3 separate regions of the Homo sapiens genome follow, and regions 1 and 2 are each linked to region 3. A link is an interaction called in ENCODE POLR2A ChIA-PET data of the cell type or tissue named here. Cell type or tissue: MCF 10A. All regions are shown on one strand. Region 1 has its middle 34 kb from the start of AP4E1. Region 2 has its middle 27 kb from the start of AP4E1. Region 3 holds the start of TRPM7 (transient receptor potential cation channel subfamily M member 7).

Region 1 (5,000 bases), 190 kb before region 3:
GGTTAGGAGGTGCTGAGTATTCTGAAATACACCGTGAGGGCATTACACTGAAAATGCTACTCATTCTGTTCCTGGATAAGTTAAAAGAATAACCGTAATATTTTTATCCTCCATCTTGTGGCTTTTTTTTTTATCTTACTCTTTCCTCTCTTCGTTCTCCCTCATCCATCAGAATTCATAAGAAGGGGCACAAGGGCAAATTTCCTTCTTTTTTTTTTTGTTTTGTTTTGTTTTGTTTTGTTTTGTTTTGAGACGAAGTCTTGCTCTGTCGCCCAGGTTGGAGTGCAATGGCGCGATCAACCTCTGCTTCCCAGCTTCGAGCTATTCTCATGTCTCAGCCTCCCGAGTAGCTGGGATTACAGGCGTGTACCACCATGCCGGGCTAATTTTTGTATTTTTAGTAGAGAAGTGCTTTCACCATGTTAGTCAGGTTGGCCTCGAACTCCTGACGTGAGGTGATCCACCCGCCTCAGCCTCCCAAAGTGCTAGGATTACAGGCGTGAACCACCGCGCCCGGCCTAAGGGCAAATTTTTTATGATCCCATTACTGAAACACACTTAAAATGTATCAAGGGACAGTAAGTTTACAAGTTAATCAGTAGCTCTCCAGGTGGAATTTTTAAAGGAGACCAAGTTTACGGTTTTATGAAAGAAAACACCCTCACAAGTTTCAAGAACATTTGGAAACTTCTGTATCAGATCAGATAAAAATCCATACAAATAGGTATTCTTTCCTTGATAATTGCTGTAACATTATGTGTATATGACTCCAGATGTTTTTTTCTTTTTTATTTTTATTTTTTATTTTTTTGAGACGGTGTCGCCCAGGCTGGAGTGCAGTGATGCGATCTTGGCTCACTGCAACCTCTGCCACCCAGGTTCAAGTGATTCTCCTGCCTCAGCCTCCCGAGTAGCTGGGACTACAGGCACACACCACCACGCCCAGCTAATTTTTGTATTTTTAGTAGAGACAGGGTTTTACCATGTTGACCAGGATGGTCTTGATCTCTTGACCTTGTGATCCACCTGCCTCGGCCTTCCAAAGTGCTGGGATTACAGGATTGAGCCACCGCACCCAGTCCAGGTGTTTTTTTCAAAGTACATAGTAGCATACGTTTCTTTATAAAAATAAAAACTAGCATTTAGAAATAATCTTTACAATTTTATTATAAAAAGAACTATTGATCAAACTGAAGACTGAGCTCTGATTTTTTTATTTTGCCCAAATTCCTACCTAAGGAGTCTAGGAAGTCATGCACTACAAACCATAAATTCTCATCAAATGGGTTTTATTTGACCCTATATATCGTGACACACTTTTCATTCTAACTCTGGCATAACACTATGAGACAAGGAAAAAATATTTAACCCCAAAATATATTTCCTTGCCATACCTTGAAATTGCCCTGCAAAGTGTCTTGTGGGAAAAATCCACATTTCCCTTTTGTTTTCCTTTTCTTTCCAGATCCTGGAGATAATCAACTAAGAGCCAGGCACCCTTTTAGGTCTGATAAGAAACATTTTACAACCTGCTTTCTCTCTGAACTCTGCTATCTGAGAGATTCCTCTGCACTCTGCATAATAAAACCTGGTCTCTATGATCCTTTTTCTTTTCTTTTTTTTTTTTTTTTTTGAGACAGAGTTTCACTCTTGTTGCCCAGGCTGGAGTGCAATGGCACGATCTCAGCTGACCGCAACCTCCACCTCCTGGGTTCAAGCGATTCTCCTGCCTCAGCCTCCCGAGTAGCTGGGATTACAGGCATGTGCCACCACACCTGGCTAATTTTGTATTTTTAGTAGAGATGGGGTTTCTCCATGTTGGTCAGGCTGGTTGCAAACTCCCGACCTCAGGTGATCCGCCCACCTCAGCCTCCCAAAGTGCTGGGATTACAGGCGCAAGCCACCACGCCACAGCCTCTATGATCCTTTTTCTTAACTTGAACATTCCTTTGCATTAACCCCAGGTCTTCAGGTGAACTCAACCAATTGTCAACCAGAAAATGTTTAAATTTACTTATAGCCTGGAAACCCCCGCTTTGAGGTGTCCCACCTTTCGGAACCAAACCAATGTATTTCTTAAATGTATTTGATTGATGTCTCATGCCTCCCTAAAATATATAAAACCGAGCTGTACCCCGACCACCTGGGTCATATGTTCTCAGGACCTCCTAAGGGCTGTGTTATAGGCCATGGTAACTTATATATGGCTCAGAATAAATCTCTTCAAATATTTTACAGGGTTTGACTCTTTTCACCGACAATAATCTGGTGCCCAACATTGGGCCTCGGAGAAGACTCAGGACCCTGAAGGAGTTGCCCAAAACTGGAGCTAAGGTACCAGCAGGAGCCCATTGAAGCCTCACCGAATTCGAGCTTCTCCTTCGGTGGAACTGGGAAGTTCTCCTGAGCCCCAACCTCCTGTTTTGGTTGATGGTCCTTGATTTATTCTAAGCTGATTTTTTCCTCTCTGTCTTTTCTCCTAGGAAGTTGGTTAAAATCTTAATTTTAGTTTCAGAAGTGCATTCAAAAGGATCTTTCTCCATTGCCTTTTCTCTCAAAATTAATCTCAATTGGCTTGTCTGTGCACACTTTGCGTGAGGAACTGAACTGTTGTTTTTCATAAGTAAGTGAGAGACTGAGTTCCTCAGCTCTGAAGTGAAAGGGCATTTTGCTCCTCCCAGCTGAAAGGCACCTCTGGGTGACCGGGGGCCTCGTGGGAGTGTCTGCGGAGGGCGGGGGGCGGGGGGGGTTGATCCCCTGTAATGTGCAGCGGCCCTATAGGAAACTCTCCAACAAATATTAATTTAAAAAGGCTCATCCAGGAAATGCACATAAGGGCTGATCACCCAGCGTCTTGAGCCCTCTCAGAGGTGATAGACCTCTGAAGAGAGAAATTGAGACATGTAAGAGTGTAGAAATAACTCAGTGGTGACACACTGTGGAGTGCTACTGACAGGCAGCACATATCGATCCACCACACAAAAACCTTAGTCCGCAGGTCAGTTCCCTAAAAAAAAAAAAAAACAAAAAAGATAGGAAATAAATCCTCCAAAAAAGAGGAAAGGCAAGGAGAGTGGCCCCCTGTGGGCACTCCAACTGAGTTTATGTTTAATAATTGTGGTGCCTTTACTTGCAATTATTTATGTAAATGGAAAGATCTTACTAAAGATGACCTAGGTTTAAGGTTTCCAAAATAGGGAACTTTGATATTCCTAAATTGGCTTTCCTGCATGCTAGATTAGACAAATTAGGCTCCCAAATCAAAGAAAATGAATGGCAATCGTACTTTAGCTGGCATCTAGAATCATCAAAAAGAGGGAAAGATAAGCTTGCCTTCCTCCAGGAAGTTAATTTAAAAATTTTTGAAACTGTTTCAGAATTTAAAAAAACCAGTAAAAGTCACTTCTGAAATCAGGAAGGCTCCAGAAACTGACTCCCCTTCTGCTCCTCCTGACCCTCTACTCTCTGAACTTCCTTATCCAGACAATTTCATTTTTCCTCCTCCTTTCCCTCCTCCCTTGCCTCAAACCACAGGGGGACCAGAAATAGCTGCAGAAAATAATATAGTAGTTGCTCCTTTTAGAGTAAAACCCATAAGCAGAGGGGATTCTAACATAATATATGCCCCCTGGACCAAATCATAGTTAAGTCCCTGGTATCTGGATTCCTCAATCCGATTGAAGATCCCTTTGGGTTTGCTTAGGAATTCCAGTTAAGTCTTAAGATTTATGACCCAGGGTTCTCTGACCTATATCAGCTGATTCAGTTACTGGTCTCCAAAAACAAAGCTGAAGAATGGTTTAGAGTAGCAGATTGGAAACAGCCTTTAGAAGATTTTGACAAAATAGATGCAACTGGAAGAGAGAAATGCAGAGAGCTCTGCAATCACCTCTGTGACACTGTACCACAGATATTCCCCAAGGTTATAGATTGATAGATTGAGCAAAGGTGCAACAATGTAAAATACACCCAAACGAGATCATGCCTGACTTTTATATCAGGTTTGAAAAGACATTCAAAGAGTTTTCAGGAATACCTCCTGAAAACTTTGAGCACGGTAAAAGTGACAACTTACTCAATTCTGAGTTTATTCAAGGTTTAGATAAAGAGTTAGCAACCCTAATAAAGAAGAATAATGTGACTTGGGCTTCCTTTCCCACTAGCCACCTAGTCACCCTAGCTGACCAGTTGTCACAAGCAATCATTAAGAAAGAAAAGGAAATAGTCTCTAAAATTATAAGTTTACAACTAAAACAACTTAGTAACCAAGTTGGGAGTTTGCAAGGGTCCCATGGTCTCCAGAGATCTAAGCAACCCCAAGAGGAAGCAATTTGCCACTATTGCAAAAAGAAAGGACATTTTTTAAAATAATGTAAAAAACTTAAATGGGTGCTTGCTCAACATGGGCAAAGGACCCCAAAGGAAGGCACCAGAACAACTCAAAAATCAGAATAAGGATGCTCTGAGGGAATAGAGAGGGTTTTCCCCCTACTTCTAACTAATGCTTTAGGAGAAGTAGAAATATCCATAAATGGGGAAAATATCAAAGCCCTTGTCGACATCAGCACTACACTGTCAGTCTTCAACCCTACCTTGATTAAAAACCCTCTCCCTTGGAGTAAAGAAAAAGTACACATGGTAGGGGTTTCAAACTCTCCTATTACAGCCTTTAAATCAAATCCCCTTCAATTTCAACTAGGAGAACTAGTGAGGGATCACATTTTTCTTATAGTAGATAGTGTCACACACACACCTGCTGGAACGGGATTTCCTAGAGACCCATAATGCTCATATCTCATTTTCACAAAAGGGAGAAATTATTCTCAACTTGGGAGACTTACAAAAACCCACATGTAGTATTGTGCTTGGGAAAGTCAATCAAGATTCTGGACAGGAAGAATTAGAGCCTTTCTTATCTAAAGTACCAGACTCCTTATGGGCAAGCTCTTCCACAAATATTGGGAGAATTAAGTCAGCAGTCCCTATAGAGATAACCATAA
Region 2 (5,000 bases), 190 kb before region 3:
AGAAACTTCCACTTCAGAAGAATTGTGAAGACAGCATTTAGCTTCCTGCTATTTCCCCTCTCAGTTCTCCCCAAGGAAGGAGTGACTCATCTGACTGAACCACTGAGGAAGGAACTGAGCATGCTCAGCCCTTTTTGCAACCTTCTTGGACTAGCCTGCCCACTAGACAGGTGCATCCTCCCACCAACCCCACCGCTGAAGCATGTGCACCTCCCCACACACATACACTCCTGCCTCCCCAAAAAGTTCAGGAGTCAAGTACAGTCATGTATCACTTAAAGACAGGGATACGTTATGAGAAATATGTAATTAGGTCAGTGATTCCCAACCCCTTTGGCACCAGGGGAGGACCAGTTTTGTGGAAGACAATTTTTCCACAGACTGGAAGGGTGAGGTATGGTTTTGGGATGAAACTTCCACCACAGATCATCAGGTATTAGATTCTCATAAAGAGCATGCAACCTAGATCCTTCACATGTGCAGTTCACAATAGGGTTTGCACTGTTATAACAATCTAATGCTGCTACTGATCTGACAGGAGGTGGAGCCCAGGCAGTAATGCCCGCCTCCTGCTCACCGCCATTGCCATCACCTCCTGCTGTGTGACCTGGTTCCTAACAGGCCAGGGACCGGTACCTGGAACCGGGTGATTCTTTGTTGTGCAAACATCATAGAGCACACTTAAATAAATCTAGCTGCTGGCCAGGCGCAGTGGCTCACGCCTGTAATCCCAACACTTTGGGAGGCCGAGGCGGGCAGATCACGAGGTCAGGAGATCGAGACCATCCTGGCTAGCACGGTGAAACCCCGTCTCTACTAAAAATACAAAAATCAGCCGGATGTGGTGGTGGGCGCCTTTAGTCCCAGCTACTCGGGAGGCTGAGGCAGGAGAATGGCGTGAACCCGGGAGGCTGAGGTTGCAGTGAGCCGAGATTGTGCCACTGCACTCCAGCCTGGTCGACAGAGTGAGACTCTATCTCAAAAAAAATAAAATAAAATAAAATAAAAATAAAATAAATCTAGATGCTTACTACACACCTGGGCTATGTGATATATCTTATTGCTCTTAGGCTACAAACCTATACAACATGTTACTGTACTGAATACTCTAGGGAATTGTAACACAATAGTGTCTGTGTATATAAACATATCTAAACATAGGAAAGGTACAGTAAAAATACAGTATTATAATCTTAAGGGACCACTGTCATATATGTGTTCATCATTAATTAAAGAGTCCTTGGCCGGGGGCAGTGGCTCATGCCTGTAATCCCAGCACTTTGGGAGGCCAAGGCTGGCAGATCACCTGAGGTCAAGAGTTTGAGACCAGCCTGACCAACATGGAGAAACCCCATCTGTACTAAAAATACAAAATTATCCGGGCGTGGTGGCACATGCCTATAATCCCAGCTACTAGGGATGCTGAGGCAGGAGAATCGCTTGAACCTGGGAGGTGGAGGTTGCGGTGAGCCGAGATCGTGCCATTGCACTCCAGCCTGGGCAACAAGAGTGAAACTCCGTCTCAAAAAAAAAAAAAAAAAAAAAAAAAGAGTCCTTATGCAGTGCATGACTGTATTAGGAAGTCTGATTGTGAGACCTGACCGGCAGCTTGTCTACTCTGTCCTCACCCTCATTAAAGCTGATGCTTTTATTTCCGTCTGTCTGATTTTTGTGTCTGTTTCTCAAAAGGAATTCAGATGGGTAACAGCTGTTATTTATTTGTCTCTCCAAGGCCCCCAAATCAAGACTAAGTAGCCCTGCCACTGAAAAGGTTGAAAATCAGTGAAAAATGCAAATAAATGACTCTAGTAGAAGACTAAATTCATTGTATGCCCTTGAGCAAGGGTTGAGCTCCTCAGTCAAAGAAGAGAGTCACCTTTTCCAGAAGAGAATGCAGCTCAAGGGGAATGCAGGTGGGGCAGTGAAGGAGAAAGAGATTCCTAGAAGCCTCGAGTGGGGGAACCAGCATCACTACCAGATTCCCTCATGTCTGCAGTGTGAAGTGGTGGCAAGAGCCCCCCACATTGGGACCCAGAAAACCTGTGATAAAATCCAAGCTGTTTTCAGATGTGTAGCCTTTACCATTTTGAGCCTCAGTTTTCTTATTTCTAAGTAAGCATAAATATCTTCCTGCCTACCCTATAGGGTTACTGTGAAATTACATTTATATCATGTATATGAATGTTCATGTATATACTGGAAAGCAAAATAAAAATATAAAATAGCATGAAAAAAGTAGTGAGGAGAAGGTACTTGATATTTTGTGATAGAAGTGCTGGATATTTCCCATTTGCTCACCCAACTCTACTTTCTACTCTGATCCATATCCTAAAGGCTGAATTGTCTGAATTGCATCACTGGGTTCCCTTGCCTTTCGGCTGCTGGTTGAGTTTAAAAAGGAGCAACAGAAGGAATTGGATAGGGGTAGATTTTGATGATTAGATTCTCTTGGTACGTCCCTGCTGGATCTCCCATGTTGGCTGCATCTCTCTGTGGAGGGCACAGCTTGTGTCAAATTGCCAAACTGCCTTTTTTTTTTTTTTTTTTTGGCAATCACCCAGGCTGTAGTGCAGTGGCACAATCGTAGCTCACTGCAGCCTTGACCTTGTGAGTTCAAGCAATCCTCCCACTCTCAGCCTCCCGAGTAGCTGGGACTACAGGCATGTACCACCATGCCCAACTTCCTTAAGTAGAGACAAGGTCTTGCTATGTTGCCCAGGATGGTCTTGAACTCCTAAACTCAAACAATCCTCCTGCCTCAGCCTCCCACAGTGCTGGAACTACAGGCGTGAGCTACACCTCTGGCCCCAAATTGCCTTCTCCACACAGTTTTCTCTCCAGACCAGTAGCATTGCCATCATCAGGGAATTTATGCAAAATGCAAATATTTTAGTCCTACCCCAGACCTACTGAAGCAGAAACTCCAGGGTGAGGCTGAGTAATCTGTGTTGTAATAAGTCCTCCAGGTAATTCTGATGCATACTAAAGCTTGAAAACTGCTTGCTGTTGGAAGGGATTACTCCCTCTCATTTGCTCGCAGTAACTAACCCTAGAATACTGCCCAATTCCTTGCTGCTTCCCCAGAACTCTTTTACCTTTGTAAATAGTCCTTTTTATTATACTCTCCTCAAATTACTCATTTTCTTTTTCTTTTTTCTTTATTTTTTTAGGCTCTTTCTTTGAATTCTAAAAATTATTCATTTTAAATACGCCATCATTTCCTGTAGGACTCTGATGTTGAGATCTCAGAAATAAGACAAGTAACTGCTTTGTATTACACCTGCGTAAAGGACAGGCACACTGATCAAGGTGAAAGAAAAAATGTCTGTCAATGAGATACCTAAATAAGATTTAGTTTAAGATCATTGTGGGCTACACAGTCCCAAAATCTTTTAGGCCAAAGCTCACAGTGAGTCTCTGTGTTTCAGGAAATGTCTCCATTTGGTAAACTAAGAAATGATGTAACATCCTTGCAAGACATATGACTAAAATCTGAGGTTTCTGTGTGGGCTTTGGCTGTAATTTTGGTTTCTACCAAGGGCTTTAGTCTGAAGAGGAAAGCACTAAAATAAATTGCTACTTGCAAAAAGAAGCTGCTGGTATTTCTTTCCTTTGGCGAAGACCAAAGCTATAGTGAGCTAAATTCATATCATTTATTTTTCATCCAGTATAAAAGTTATATGGGCCAAGACATAACATTTGAGCAGCTGTAGAAGTTTAAAGGGTCAGTGTGACTTAAGTGTATAATGCCCAAGACAAAGAGACACTGTTTTAGGTGTTTGTTTCCTCAAGTCTCTTGTCATAGAGACTCCTCTTGTGTCCAGGGCATAAATAAATCCAAGGCAGAAATATTTAACAGAGGTTGGGAAGAAAGCCTAGAGTAGAAATTGAGACGCCCCGCCCCAGCAAGTCATTTCCTTTGGAAATATAAGGGTTAAGCAGCCTGGAGTCAGGCTAAGAAAGAGGCTTTGGGAAAATTTAGGCCAAAGTGTTAACTCAGGTTTTTCTCACCTTTGTGGATTGAGTCCATTGCTTTTGCCTACAAATGAATAAACTGTTCTTTTTTTTTTTTTTTTTTTTTTTTTGAGATGAAGTCTCGCTCTGTTGCCCAGGCTGGAGTGCAATGGCACAATCTCAGCTCACTGCAATTCCGCCTCCCAGGTTCAAGTGATTCTCCTGCCTCAGCTTCCCGATTAGCTGGGATTACAGGCACCTGCCACCATGCCTGGCTAATTTTTGTATTTTTAGTAGAGACAGGGTTTCACCATGCTGGCCAGGCTGGTTTCGAACTCCTGACCTCAGGCAATCCACCCGCCTCAGCCTCCCAAAGTGCTGGGATTATAGGCATGAGCCACCATGACCGGCCGAAGAAACTGGTTTTCAAAGCAGTATCTCTTGTTTCTGCCTCATGATTTATTTATTCAGTCAGTAAGAGCTGGACCCTGAAAAATGGTGAAGTTGGCTAAACTTATCTTCACATTTTTTCCTTAATCCATTAAAAAAAAATTTTTTTTAAAACAATTTCTCTCACCACACCACACACACACACACACACACACACACACACACACACCCCCAATACCTGGTGCTTTGAAGCCGTAACCTGTCTGTTCACGGCTACCACTTGAACCAGCATCCCAGATTTCCCCCTTTGAACTATTGTAGAGTACAGTCAGAATTTAAAGGAATAAGATCCTAACCCTCATGGTCTGTTACAGACATGATTATCTGATTAGCCCTGATGGGCAACGGCTTGATGCTAGAAATCCTCTCACCTAAGGCAGCCCAGTGGAGTGGACCAATCAGGAACCGAAGGCTTTATTAGCTGTGTGACCTTGGGCAAGTTACATAGATTCTTGGGGTTGAAAGGAACCAATGCTTTAATACATAACACCTCACTGAGGTGTAATCCATCTTCTATGTCATTTTCTTCTGAAAATAACTTCTACTACTTCTTCAGCACTTCCTATGGGCCAGGGCCTAGGCAAAGTATGTGCTAT
Region 3 (5,000 bases):
AAGGTGTAAGAACATTTAACAAACATGTTCTGAAGCACTGAATTTATCAATCTTGTCATCACCGAACACTGACTATAACTGCTCCTGACATATTCTTAGACACTGAATATAAATATATATATTTCAAGATTTATTATTTATTTATTTATTTTTGAGACGGAGTCTTGCTCTTTCGCCCAGGCCGGACTGCAGTGGCGCTATCTCAGCTCACTGCAAGCTCCGCCTCCCGGGTTCACGCCATTCTGCTGCCTCAGCCTCCCGAGTAGCTGGGACTACAGGCGCCCGCCACTGCGCCCGGCTAATTTTTTGTATTTTTAGTAGAGACGGGGTTTCACAGTATTAGCCAGGATGGTCTCGATCTCCTGACCTTGTGATCTGCCCGCCTCGGCCTCCCAAAGTGCTGGGATTACTGGCGTGATATTTTTTTAAGAGACGTGGTCTTGCTACGTAGTCCAGGCTTGAGTGCGGTGGCTATACACAGGCACTATCCAACTACTGATCAGCAGGAATTCTGACCTGCTCAATTTCTGTCCTGGGTTGATTCACCCCTCCTTAGGCAATCTGGTGGTCCCTTGCTCCCAGGAAGTCACTACGTTGATGCTGAACTTAGCACAGCCACCCAATCCGCATAGCACACTACAGCCCAGAACTGGGCTCACATGAGCCTTCTGCCTCAACCTCTGGAGTAGCTGGGAATACAGACATGGGCCACTGTGCCTGACTCAATACATATTTTTTGAATGAATAAATTCATTCTCCAGAATTGATTGCTGATTGAAAGTCAGCATCTGTGAATTTCAAGGCTGGTTGATCACTTGAAAATTAAGGAATTTATTTTGATTAGTTCAATTAAGGATAAATCCTGTTCCCCATTTCTTTTCTTTTTCTTTTTTTTTTTTTTTTTTTGAGACGAAGTCCTGCTCTTGTCCCCCAGGCTGGAGTGAGATGGCGCGATCTCGGCTCACTGCAACCTCTGCCTCCTGGGTTCAAGCGATTCTTCTGCCTCGGCCCCCCGAGTAGCTGTGATTACAGGCGCCTGCCACCATGCCCAGCTAATTTTTGTATTTTTAGTAGAGACGGGGTTTCACCGTGTTGGCCAGGCTGGTCTAGAACTCCTGACCTCAGGTGATCCACCCGCCTCGGCCTCCCAAAGTGCTGGGATTACAAGCATGAGCCACCGCGCCCACCCAATCCTGTTCCCCATTTCTAACTCTAAATTTTCCAATTTACCAAAGAGTTCTGGCAAGTGCCAAGGAGCTCATCTTGTTTCATTTCTACACCATCCAACTAAGGAGCGAAGCATTCGTGAGTACAAAAAGACCAGAGTTACAAAGTTCTAACGAAACAAAGCACTCTAATCTCATTTTATTTTGATTTTCCAGTTTGTCTGCCTCTACCTTCTAGATTATAAACTCCCTACAGGCAGGAAATGTGTAGGCCCAACTGAAATCCAGAAGATAAACATTTATTGACTGCATGCATAAATTAGTCAAGATGCCTTCCCCAAGGCTGACAATTTAGTGTGACACATATATTAAAACATTTTTAAGTCTTGGTTCTGCTGGACCTGCCAGATGGGGAAGAAATACACAATACCTGAAGATTGTTCACAAGCTGGGGGAACCAGTGGGTGGATTAGTTTTTTTTCTGAGAGAAGATCCTACTTCAGTGAATTGTGGGTCATAATGTTTGAGAGGCAATAATTATGCTGAATGAAAGAAGTTAGACGGAAAAAAAAGGTGCGTGCTGTATGATTCCCGTATATAAAACTTTAGCATGTGCAAACTTATCTGTACTGAAAGTAGATCTGTAGTTGATAAGGGACGTGATGGAGAGGGACGAGATGAAGGGATTATGAAGGGGGGGGAGGAAACTTAGAGGTGAATACGTTCATTTGATTATGGTGATTTCATGGGTGCACAGGTATGTCAAAACTTATCAAATTGGACATTTAAATACGTGCAGTTTGTCATGTCAATTATTTTAAAATAAAGTCGTTTTTAAAAAAGAGATAAGACAGTCAGATCCCTGAGGGTCAGATTGAGGAACTCTCGAAGACTTCAGGAGCAGAAAGATGTTAAAGCAGTTTTAAGAAAATTAAACTGATTGTGGTCTTCCCAGTAGATAAGGAATAACATTTAGTAAACCATTGCTAATAGCCAAACCTTGGCATGTGTGACAGCAAAATAAATGGAAAGGTGGATAGGTACATATTACATCAAGGGAACAACCCAGTTTTTGGTGCAGAAGGTGTGGTGTATGCGTGTATGTGGGTGAGTATCTCTGGAGGGAAAAAGACAGTCCCATAGTTAAACAAAGAAGAATATTTACCGGCAGCAACAGGAGAGGCTAGAGAAAGAACATGATTGGGGTAAAAAGATGATTCTGCATTTTGGACGAGGAGAGAGTAACATTTAAAGCCTCTACTCGCTCTGAAGCACACAGAGTGTGTTGCGACACTCGAGTTTGCTGGAGCGAGTCGGCACAGGCCAGGCCTAGTTAGCGGAATGAGCCCACACAGCAACTCCAGACTGGATCCGCAAGCCTTGAACCTTAACCCTCAACCTCCGATTCCCCAAGTTCCACTCTCGTAGCTGAGGCTGAAGTTTGTCTAAGTCCCGCCTAGGTACCCAACGGAGATACGGCGTGAACACCCCACCACTTTCTGGGAACCCAGAGGCGGTCGGCGTGGCGGCGCGAACCTGCCCAGCGCGTGCGCGCGGCGCGCAGGGAGGCGGCCTGGAATCGAGGGAGCGCGCGCCCTTCACGTGACCCGACCCGCGGGCGGCGACGCACGCGCCGCGCCGCGCCGCTCACGTGGTCCGTCCCCAGCCCCGTCGCCGGCGGAGGCGGGCGCGGGCGCGTCCCTGTGGCCAGTCACCCGGAGGAGTTGGTCGCACAATTATGAAAGACTCGGCTTCTGCTGCTAGCGCCGGAGCTGAGTTAGTTCTGAGAAGGTTTCCCTGGGCGTTCCTTGTCCGGCGGCCTCTGCTGCCGCCTCCGGAGACGCTTCCCGATAGATGGCTACAGGCCGCGGAGGAGGAGGAGGTGGAGTTGCTGCCCTTCCGGAGTCCGCCCCGTGAGGAGAATGGTACTGGACCCACGCAGGCCCGGGCGGGGAATGGTTCTGGGGTTGCGGGCGGTAAAGGAGAGACTTGGCAGGCAAGTGTGTGGGGAGCCGCGTTCCATGCGGCGAAGGACCCTCGAATTGCCTTGAGGCTTCCGGATTTGTCCTCTCGGGACGGGTGTGCAGTTCGTTCTGGGGTGAGGGGCGGGAGCAGGTAGCAAGTTAGAGGCGACACCTCTTCGCGGGAATCCCCTGAGCCGAGACTCGGCTCCCAGCGAGGGCCTCTCCAGGCGGCAGAGGCGCGAGCCCGGGACTACCTGGCTGGGCTCAGCTGAGCGGCCTCAGCGCGCCCGACGCAGGGCTCAGCCTACAAGCTCCGCATCTCCTGGGAGCACGGTCCTCCTGGCGCCAGTTGCTGGCAGATAAGGGAACCAAATGCTCTGCTCAAGTTTTACATGGAAAAAAGGGAGGGAGGGCTAGAAGGGTGCAAAAAGGGGGTAGAGGACACGGGTTTGGAGCAGTGCCTTGTTTGCTGTGCAGCGGATACTCTACAGGTACATTTCCTTTTTGGAACCAAAAGGGAGGGATTTGACAATATTGATGGTAGATCTTTTTTCTTTAGCAAGAATTAAGGATTTTGGTGGGTGGGGGGAGGCTTCTGTGGGGACCAAGACAATGTACTGTCAGTCAGGATTTAAGTCGAACTACCGCATCCCTTGCCCCAGAGAACAGTTGATCGTGTTTTAAACCGAAAGGTGCGGAATGGAGAGAGGGAGGCGGTGCATTGCAGCTTCCGATAGAGCTTTTTATTTTTGGATATCAGGAACCAATTTTGAAGATTTCTTAAGAAAGTCATTTACATCAGGGACATGAAGAGCAAAGTAGGTATTTTTGGTCAGTACTTGAATTTGATAGGCTTTATGCAAACAACTCTCCCTCTGCTGGAGTCTGGCAAGTTTGCTTTTCACTGGACGCTAATTCAAGTGCCATACAAAACTAAAATAAGAGTTTTACTTATAACACAAATGTAGTAATACTTTGAATAAATAATGTGTCTTTCACTATTTTCCACCTTATTCTTTTTTGTTTGTTTGTTTTGAGACAGGGTCTCACTCTGTCGCCCAGGCTGGAGTGAAGTGGCGCGATCTCCGCTCACTGCAACATCCGCCTCCGGGATTCAGGCGATTCTCCTGCCTCAGGCTCCCGAGTAGCTGGGACTGTAGCCACCATGCCCGGCTAATTTTTGCATTTTTAGTAGAGACGGGGTTTCACCATGTTTGGCAGGCTCGTCTCTTAATTCCTGACCTCAGGTGATCCGCCCGCCTCAGCCCCCCAAAGTCCTGGGATTACAGGCGTGAGCCACCGCGCCAGGCCAACATGGGAGATTTCAAACTTGCAAAGATACATTGTAGAATGAACTACCATATACCCATTGGCCAGTTTCAACAGCTTCAACCATGTGAATTTTATTTCTTCTATCATTCCTCAATGGGATAATTTTAAAGCAAATCCCAGACAAATGTCATTTATGGATACTTTATTGTGTTTATGTCTAAAAAGACAAGGACTTTTTAACATAACCACAATATTATTATCATGCCTAAAAATTAATAATTGCTTAGTATCATTAAATATTCAGCATATTTCCCTGATTGTCTCATGTTTTAGTCAGTTGATTTGTTAGAATCAGGTTACAAAGAATTCTGCACATAGCATTTGGTCGGTAACTCTTTCAGTCTCTAGTACCTTCTCTCTTGGGGTGTGGGGGTGTCTTTTACCATTTATTTGTTGAAAGAAACCCATCATTTGCCTTGTAGAATTTCCATCAGTTTGGATTTTGTTGAATGCATCCCTGTAGTGTCATGTAACATGTTTCTTTCTCCTCTGTATTTTTTTTTCTTTTTTCTTTTTGTTTGAGACCGAGTCTCGCTCT

What was found. Peaks named below come from ENCODE experiments on the same cell type or tissue, not always from the same donor. Only the 100,000 strongest peaks of a DNase experiment are listed, where the experiment ranks them.
Region 1: POLR2A ChIA-PET joins it to region 3 with 25 read pairs; 15 of 35 experiments call an interaction of 5 or more read pairs at or near these places.
Region 2: POLR2A ChIA-PET joins it to region 3 with 31 read pairs; 16 of 35 experiments call an interaction of 5 or more read pairs at or near these places.

Annotation. Positions count from the first base shown.
Region 1 is chr15:50,871,965-50,876,964 of GRCh38, reverse strand. No RefSeq gene overlaps it. Among named protein-coding and RNA genes, the nearest start is that of AP4E1, 34 kb to the left of the region's middle. In MCF 10A, no CTCF peak of the experiment used is centred here; no DNase peak of the experiment used is centred here.
Region 2 is chr15:50,879,237-50,884,236 of GRCh38, reverse strand. No RefSeq gene overlaps it. Among named protein-coding and RNA genes, the nearest start is that of AP4E1, 27 kb to the left of the region's middle. RefSeq lists a silencer at 1,899-2,068. In MCF 10A, no CTCF peak of the experiment used is centred here; DNase peaks (open chromatin) are centred at 116, 2,606, 2,936 and 3,466.
Region 3 is chr15:50,684,622-50,689,621 of GRCh38, reverse strand. TRPM7 (transient receptor potential cation channel subfamily M member 7) reads left to right here and starts at 2,825. Exons shown (of 39, transcript NM_017672.6): 1 at 2,825-3,091. The coding sequence starts at 3,089. It overlaps LOC128092252, which reads left to right and starts at 2,905. Exons shown (of 4, transcript NM_001414947.1): 1 at 2,905-3,091. The coding sequence starts at 2,905. It also overlaps the pseudogene RN7SL354P. RefSeq lists enhancers at 2,434-2,613, 2,924-3,343, 2,873-3,737 and a silencer at 2,704-2,873. In MCF 10A, no CTCF peak of the experiment used is centred here; DNase peaks (open chromatin) are centred at 2,511 and 2,701.